Linked DNA regions of Homo sapiens: region 2 is linked to region 1. Evidence: chromatin contacts called from ENCODE Hi-C or POLR2A ChIA-PET data. All regions are on one chromosome and are shown on one strand. Each heading gives the region's core, a stretch centred on a gene start or an enhancer-like site at or near the end of the contact. The rest is flanking DNA. Distances are from core to core; before and after follow the strand shown.

The links. Hi-C counts contacts between places; a loop is a spot of excess contacts on that map. ChIA-PET counts read pairs that join two places held with the same protein, here RNA polymerase II (POLR2A). Pooled maps may share reads with other maps.
Region 2: a loop to region 1 is called in a map of astrocyte of the cerebellum, with 4 times the contacts of the local background. The contact joins two enhancer-like sites. A Hi-C loop is called at or near these places in 8 of 168 maps with a recorded cell type or tissue (MCF 10A, astrocyte of the cerebellum, endothelial cell of hepatic sinusoid and 5 more), 1 of 37 single-sample maps with no recorded cell type and 5 of 50 pooled maps. POLR2A ChIA-PET finds 5 or more read pairs at or near these places in 10 of 52 experiments (AG04450, CD8-positive, alpha-beta memory T cell, H1 and 7 more).

The regions. Positions count from the first base shown.
Region 1 is chr1:91,802,724-91,806,845 of GRCh38, forward strand. All of the region lies in intron 2 of TGFBR3 (transforming growth factor beta receptor 3), which reads right to left. Among named protein-coding and RNA genes, the nearest start is that of TGFBR3, 81 kb to the right of the region's middle. RefSeq lists an enhancer at 1,043-1,312. Within about 2 kb of position 1,353, at least 16 of the 41 ENCODE cell types and tissues checked have a DNase peak (open chromatin) inside an H3K27ac peak, as active enhancers do; they include gastrocnemius medialis and psoas muscle, where a contact is called at or near this core.
Region 2 is chr1:91,842,390-91,846,934 of GRCh38, forward strand. All of the region lies in intron 2 of TGFBR3 (transforming growth factor beta receptor 3), which reads right to left. Among named protein-coding and RNA genes, the nearest start is that of TGFBR3, 41 kb to the right of the region's middle. Within about 2 kb of position 2,927, at least 21 of the 41 ENCODE cell types and tissues checked have a DNase peak (open chromatin) inside an H3K27ac peak, as active enhancers do; they include gastrocnemius medialis and psoas muscle, where a contact is called at or near this core.

The DNA.
Region 1 (4,122 bases), core at 103-2,602:
CTCATGGACACCCAATCTCAACATGCAGAACTCAGGATCTTTACCCCTCGTGCCTGTTGTTCCTCCTTCATTCCCTCCCTAAGTAAATGGCACCAGCCTCTTCCTACGTACACCTGGCACCAACCTGGGGGAGGTGCCCCAACATCACCCCTTCCCTCTCCTCACCCAATGGATTCTCTCTCTGGCCACTCAACTCTGACCCCTCCTCTCCATCTCCATGGGCACCATCGTCTCTCGTTCCCTGATTACTGCAAGATGCTCTTAATTCTTATCTCCACCAAAATGTCTTCTATAGAGCAGCCAAACTGATCTGAAAAACCCAAGTCTGATCCTGCTTTTCTCTGCTTTAAAAGACTTATCACTCCATCTCTGCTGTCCAGATGAAGCCCCAAAACCTCAACGTGACTTACAAGGCCCTCCAAGATCTGGCCCTGCTTCCTGCCACGGCCCCGTCTCTCATTCCTCGGACACTTGCTCCCGTGTTTTGGCCATTCTGGTGAAGCACAGAAGTGCTCACTGTCTCCCTATAGCCATCATTCTCCTTTCTTCAAGTGCCAGCTGGACACACAGCCACCCAGAACGAAAGCTATGTTTCCCAATCCCGCTAGCAGCTGGCAGCTTCCTGTATGAAGGGAAGGAGGTCAGTTCTTCTGCCATTTCCTTCTGACTGCTGGTTGGAATGTGGATGTAACAGGCAGCACTAGAGCAAGCCTTTGGGGCCATGAGACAGAAGCAGCATGCTGAGGAGGGCACAGCAACTGAGAAGCCACCTGGGTACTTGATGAACATGGAGCCACGGGATCAGCTCTGAACTGCTTTTTTTTTTTTAATAGGAAACAAATGTAAACTCTTTTTTTTATATAAGCCAATGTTATTTTGGGTTTTCTGACATTTGTAGCTTAACCTACCCTAATTAATGTACTTGCCTTCTTTTATTTCATCAGAAGTGCCAACCTTTGTCCCAAAGGAGCCTCTGAATAGCAAGGTTTCCTCCAGGAACACATTCCCCACCGTTTCTGTTCCTTCCCACCACCATGGCCTGACAAACTCCTGCTCATTCTACTGATCTCTCAAGGAAGCTCCCCAAACCTCCCTCACTGTGTTAGATCTGTATTTTTTCATACTCTCATGGTACTCTCCGTTTCTCTCCACAGCACTTCCTGTGATGAGATGTACATAATTATTTGTGCAATTATTGGTTTCACATCTACATGCTCCCAAAGACTGCAAACACCACGAAAGAACAGAACCCAACCACTCTGTCTGCTGCTGCCTGCCTCACCCCAGCACAGTATCTGGCACAAAACAGACACTCAATTATCGCTGAGAAATGGGGAAGAACCATGGGGTGATGCATGCTGCATGGGCTTTGTGCCAATAAGGGACTGTCTGTCTCAGACTTCCTGCTTTCACTCTTTACCTGAGAGCCAAAGCCTCACTCTTATACTAAAAGGGGCAGAAAAAAAAAACACCAACCATGAAATGAAGGAGGTGGCATTTTTGGTTGCTAAGAATCAAGTCCCAGTTGGGGCTTCCCCACCTTCAACTGTCACAGAAAGCAGGAAACACAAATCTGTTTTTGTCTTCTCTTCCCGGACACTCTTCTGGCCAATCCCCTCTCTCCAGGTGGCAGGACAATCCTCTATCTCTCCGTTGGCACACCACAGCCCCAGCCTCATCCTGCCACTTCTGGGTCAGGCCCTAGCCTTCCTGTCCCTTTCCCTCTGCCACAGCCAGCTCATGAACCTGTCTCCCATCCTTCCCCCTTGGCCTCATAGTGGTTCCTTCCGCAATCTGTCTGCACAATGCCAGGGCCAGCTCCATTCAGGAAGGCTTCCACCTGGGAACAGCATGATCCACCCCACAGGCTCTAGCACAAGTGCCTGAGTTAACACAGTGGCTCAGATTCTCACTTGACCACCATGGGGCCCGAGTATAGCACCTCCCAGCCACGAAGGCTTGGAAACCAGGAAAACATGCTCCGAAACCCCATCTGACTCATCTGCTCACTTTTGTGGTGACCTGTGAGCTCTGGAGCTGCTACTGTAGGCCCTCACCGGCAGCCTCAAAAGGCTGGGAGTGTCTCCTGTGGCCACGGCTGAAAACCCACATCCCGTCTTCCCTACGCAATCTCTTCCCTGCAGTCAAGAGCCAAGTGAGTGACATGCTCTGATGATGCTCCTTATCAGCAGCACAGCAAAAGCTGTGTTACCACGTAAGGATCAACCAGGGCGTGGACGATGACGAAAGAACACACCTGAAAGCAACAATGCTCATAAGCACACACGCGTGCTCACTTCACACCATACTCTATCATGAAAAGGCATGTTGCAGATACTTCATCCAAAGCCTCACAGAAACTCTATAACCCACTATAAGTAAACTGTTGTGAGCCACACAGAGGTAGAATGTGTATTTCAGAAAAGTGCTTCCTGGCAGTAATGTCCATATGGATTCACCTCCAGAGACAATCCTCACTGGTGCCTCCCAATCTGGATATTTCAGTTCATTCTGGGCATCTGGTATGTGACGAGTACAAGATTCCTTAAGGGTAGCTCCCAAAGAAATCTAACTTTTCCTTGGACTCAAAGTGTGAGCTGAGTTTAATCCTCCCCTGCTGGCTTACTCGAGAAATCTGATCTCAAAATCTTGCCGGGTGTCGTGTCTTGTTTGAACTGAAGTCAGGCTCTGCTCTTCTGTTTGGTACACTCTCCTCGGCCACCAGCACAGAGGCACAGCCCCCTTCACCCACAAGATGCTACTTCTACTGACAAAAATATTTACTGACCTGAAGACAGCACAAATTCAAATAAACTCTGGTGAGAAACTCCCCAGGTGGCCCAGACCACGGCCACACTGCCAAGGCCACTGCCAAACCAGCCTCCTTCACAAAGCAGGCCCCCACCGCTCGGGTGCTCAGCAGCTGGGCCACCTGAGGCCACACTGTGAAGCACATGGTGGCTCCCTGGGCCGCTGCCTTGTGTGAGAAGCTGGGGGTTAACTCTTCATATGTATGGTTACCACACCACTAGGGGCCACACATCTTGTACATGTTTCTGATTCTCACAATACCACTGTGAAGACAGTGTTAATGCCCTCATTTTAGAGTGATGGGAAACTGGAGCTCATGAGAGGCTAAGAAACACATCAGCAGGAAGTGGCAATAGGGGATTTGAACCTGGGTCTCTGAGACTCCAGCTCCAGACTTTTCCCCTGGCAGAGCACCACCTGCCTCTGCCTTGTACTTTCCAGTTCCTCGCCTCAGGACTGGGTGAACAGATGCATAGGCCAAATGTAAACATTCATTCATATCTACTAAAATAAAATAAACTGCTCGGTTCACACGTATCACCTTTGGTTGACTTAAAAGACTTCATGAACTTAATGAAACTCGTTTCTCATTTTACCAAATGCCCTCCTCCATCCTTTTCACTAATGCTTGCTTATCTGGACACATGGGAAACGTTCCTAAGATCTCGCTATAACATCAATGTCTAAATTCCCAGTTCCACTTAAAGAAAAAAATCAAATGGACTCACCCTTTCATTATGTCCTTTAGCTGCAACACAGCATTCCAATCTCAGTTACAGAACCCCCACATCCCTGCTGGCGGTGGGCCAGCTCCAAAACTCGACAGAACGCAGACAAAGCATTTGGGAACAGATGCATTTGCTGCACAGACTTTAAATTTAATCAGTGCCAAAAGAAATTACTAATATCACACCTCATGCAACATGGACAAAAATACTGGCGGGGGGGGTAATGTTTTGGAGAAGACATAGTAAGTAATTTTCACATTTAATAAATGTGATCCTCAAGCATTCTAAATACCAATGCATACCAAGTTGACACAAACATCTGGTACCTATTCCACATAATTTTCAGCACTCTGATTCCCCATATCACCCAGGGTTCTAATGAGGAGCGTGTGTTCAGCTGTAATAAAAGTGGTAAAGATGCAGAGGGAATTAAGGGGTAACATTATAGGCTGGGACCAAGACATCGCAGTGGGGAGATTTTATTCTAATGACACCATTGGCTAATAAGGTTTTTGTTATTGTCCCACAGGGAATTCTGAAATGCTGTCAGCTGCAAAGAGGGACAAACTCCCACAGATTGTGG
Region 2 (4,545 bases), core at 1,677-4,176, 41 kb after region 1:
CAGCCTCAATCCACTTCACTTGGGTTCTCCTGTCCCCCACTGGTCCTGATCCTCAGCACCGCCACCGTTCTTGAGCATTCATCTTTACCCTGTAACTTCCAGTTAAAGACCAAGTCACTGCCTCAAAAGAAAACAAGGTCTTTTCCATCCAGGTGCTCAGTTCAAATCCACCTGGCTCAGCCAACAGCTCCTCAGCCATCTCCCAAGGACATTCCCCAACCTGCTTTTTCTCCATTGGGAGCACAAAGCTAAACAGCAAATGCATTCTGCCCATAATAAGGTTGTTCTAGCTCTCTCTCCCCCTCTTTTCCTACACATATATATTGTCTAAATAAAGATTAACTTTTTGAAGACCTAACTACTATGTGCCATAAACTTCTGGCTGCTTTACAAGTATTTTATCCTCATCAAATCAAAGGAATAGGTATAATTAGCAGTATTGTATAGATAAGGCAACAAAAGCTCTGCAAACCACAAAACTGGGACTCAAATCTCCAAAACAAAACAAAACAAAAAGTTGGGGGGCAGGGAGAGCACTTCTTATCCACACCCTCTCCCAACTCCATCACTCCCATTGTACCACTGTGGTATTTCCACTGTACTGCTCTAAGTAAAACTTACGGAAAATAAAGAAACTGGGCATCAATAAAGTCTGTTTAACAGCAACATTATATTTCAGGATCAGATCTAATTTTTGTACCAAAAATATGCCTGAATAATAGAACTGCAACTTAAAAGACTGATTAAATATGTCCACCATGTGTTACGGACTGAATGTGTACCCCCCTAAAATTTGTATGTTAAAATCCTAACCCCAGTGTGATGGTATTGGGAGATGGGGCACGCTAACAGGTGGAGCAATTAGGTCATGAGGACAGCGCTCTCATGAATGGTATGAGTGTCTTAAAAGAGACTCCAGAGAACTCTCTAGTTTGTCTTTTTGAGGACTGTATCCATGTGAGGATACAATGAAAAGTCATCAGTCTGCAATTTGGAAAAGGCCCTTTCCAGAACCTAACCATGCTGGCATCTTGATCACAGACTTACAGCCTCCAGCACTGTGAGAAAAATACATTTCTGTTGTTTATAAGACATACAATCTATGTGTGACTTATATGTGACTTTGTTATAGCAGTCCAAACTAGGTAAGTACTATGGTAACATTTTCAAAGAATACTATTTCCAGTAGTTTCATTCATAATAAACGTGATCCTCTGGTTTATATGCATTATCTCATTTATAATCCTCACAAGAACACAACTGAGACAGGAACTACTGATACTTCAATTTTACAAATGAGGACACTGAGCCTGTGGTCACACAGCCTATGATCTGGACCTGAACCTGTGTGCCTGAATCCAAAACCCAAGGTCACAACTAGTGCACGATCCTGACTCTCTGACCTTTCATATGTCTCTGTCAAGACCACTCTTGACACTGTGGTGGAGAATTACTTTCCCTAAATAAAGGTGCAGCAACCCAACAAAGTTACTCTTCATCTTGATAAAGCCCTCAGGTATTACCCACATTCAGAGGGTAAAATCTCTACAAAATCCTTTTGTTACAAGTCCAAAATGAAAGTTCACTGGAGTGACTCTGTTCCAGCGAAACTCTGCTGGGAAAGCCCAACGGCCTGATGGAAAGGCACAACATCCAATCTTTGGGTTCCAAGACTGCCTCTAACTCTGACATTTAGTCCAAAGGAACAAGGATATTCATTTTACTACATCTCTTGCTCAGCAACACTAGCCTTCAGCCTTAAAGAACATATCTCACAGTACACACTGAGCTTTGAGTTCCTACAACTTAGAGCAAAGGCAGCCAGGCCGATAACTCACTTTAGCAATAGCCTTAGTTACACACCCCTGAGCTCACTCTCCAGGAAAGTCAGAGGGAGTATCAGTTTTCATCATTATTAATGAAGAGTAGATTGAAGAGGATAGCATTACAGCTCTAAAACAGAGGTTCTTAAACATAATTCTAATAAGACAGACATGATGAATCTTGTTCACATTTGGACACACTAGAGTCTTCAAAAGAAACTAGTGAAAACTACAAAAGCAGTGCTGAAAGAAATTAAGGAAAACCTAAACAAATGAATGGGTGTACCATGTTCATGAATAGCAAAACAGATACTACAGGCAACAAATTATGAGCACTTTTCATTCTATCACTTGTAATCCTAACTTCTCTTTCTCCCTTTGAAATATTTTTAAATGCAAATAACCATACTTATTTTAGAATAACCTTGAATTTAGTTTTATCTTTTTGAGGAAAATCATTTAAAGTCTTCAATTTAACTATCAGTTGTAATGTTATTCATGATATCTCACAACCTAACTGGGATATACAAGTAGGTCTTGTTATACAGAATTACCTCTCCAAAATAAAAGCATAATGAGACCTTTTAACCATAATAAAGCAGCAAAGAAAAATCATAGTCTTTTGTCAGTACAAAGGCTTTCATAATTCCTCATAGCTCTCAGATCTGTGTTTCTATCAACTCAAAAAGTTGGCTGGGAGTCATATGACAGAAAGGGTTAAAAATACTAAGCTGCTACTCTAGACCTGCTGGCTGAGGAGCAGGCAGGTTGCCCAGGGTTTCAGGATAGCCCGCCTCACACAGAGTAAACGTAGGGGATGCTGTACACCCAGGAATAAATTCCTCAACCAGTGCATACTCTCCTGAGGCATTCTTGTAAGCTTTTTCCAAGTTGAGTAATAAACAGAAATAATAGATTTTTGGGGGCCTTTCCTGAGTTCAGGGAGATCTGACAACATCACGAAATGTTTCGGCACAGTCCTCTGAAATTTTTCATTAGAATTCTTTTCTTCTGAATCATGTTAATAAAGTAAGATTTGGTCTGGGATTTGTACATAAGTACTTACTCACATGTTGCTCAAGCCCAAAAGGACAAGAAAAAGACGCTGAGGCCTGTCAACAGGAGGCAGGGCCAGGCTCAGGAACTGGAAGATTACTGGATGGATGTTTTCAAACAGAGCTACACACAGCTCCCTTATATAACACTCAATTGGCTTTTAGATAAGTCTGAAATATCCTTCTATACTTTGATCTTCAGCTGTCTCCGTTGCCTTCAGAGTCAACAGAAACTGGCACTTGGCTCCAAAAGCCTCAAATCTCTCTCATCTATAAGGGACAGGGACTTCTATTATTTGTCTACAATTTGTCAAGCTGAGTTAATTATAGGTGTTATCATTCTATATGTCAAATGTAGCAAAATAATGCAAACCTGTTTACCTGTTTCTTCCTTTCCTGCATGTAGTATACCCTGACCTTAAATTGGCATGCACTTGATTTCAAATGAAGATTTTTTTAAACAGCATCTTCCAACTGCAGTAGCAGTTGGAAAATTCACTTTTTGCTGACCTGGGCCACCTAAACAGAGGACATGAGGAACCTGACTTGTTTTATTTTAAGAAGAAAAAACTATTTAAAGCCCTGATCCTGGCTCCTTTGAACATTTAACACTTAAAACCTGAATTGTTACACTACAAACTAGAGTTCCTTTTCCTCTATTTAAGAAGAGGCCCTTGCGAAGAATTTATTTAGTTAATGAAAGTTAAACAATTGTGTTTCTCTCACAAAACAAAAATAAACAAAACCTCTTGAAGATGGTCTCTGGGCTCTCTAGGTCTGCAAGTGTCCATATGAGCTCCCTCACGGAGAGCCTAGAGCAGTACACTGGCAGTTTAGAAAACAATATAGCCACAAGCACTTCTCCAAAAAGAAAAGCAACTCCCCTCTTGGCCCAATTCCAAAACGCAATTGAGCCGGGTAAGGTCCAAGCTAATCTCTGTACCGTCTCTCTGCCAACTTTCTCCTGCAGGCATTAGGTTTTTCAGCATGGGCTTTGCAAATAATCTAACAATTAATTAGTGCTTTTGAATTCACCCCATACCATTAATGGAACACTGCCAGACAGCCTTTGATAGGGTATTTCTAGAGCTAATTAAGCTTGGCAAAACAGAGGACACAAACTTCCTGGCACTCACAAGGGCCAGGCTGAGACCTGGCAGGTGACAGACAGTAAAGTTGTCCTTACAGATAATCCTGGGGTGATGAAAATGGCAGGCTGCTTGGATCAGGCTCTCGGAGTCCTCTATAATATGCCAGACCCTACTCTCAAATTATATAACTATCAGGCTTTTCGCATTTGAGCTATTCTTTCACCCTGAAGACATTTTTTTTCTTCTGAGTGAAGATTTGATACTTAAAAGTTTGGTATTGCTTCTAGTCCACACCCCATCCTGTCACCCCCGAAAAGGGTTAGTTTAGAAAAAAACAAAAAGTTGTATACTAGGTTTTTTTTTACTATATCTTAAAATAAATCTCATCTCAAAATGTCCTTCTTCCAATCAAAGAGTCCTTGCATAATCCAAGATTTCTCACTCCTATAACCTCAGTCACGTGGGAAATCTATTTTTTTCACTATCTAATGTCACACAGAATTCCAGACTGCTCCACATGCATGGACAGCAACATAAACACATTTTTGGGAGGGCTAGAAAAAAGCTAGCAGGGGG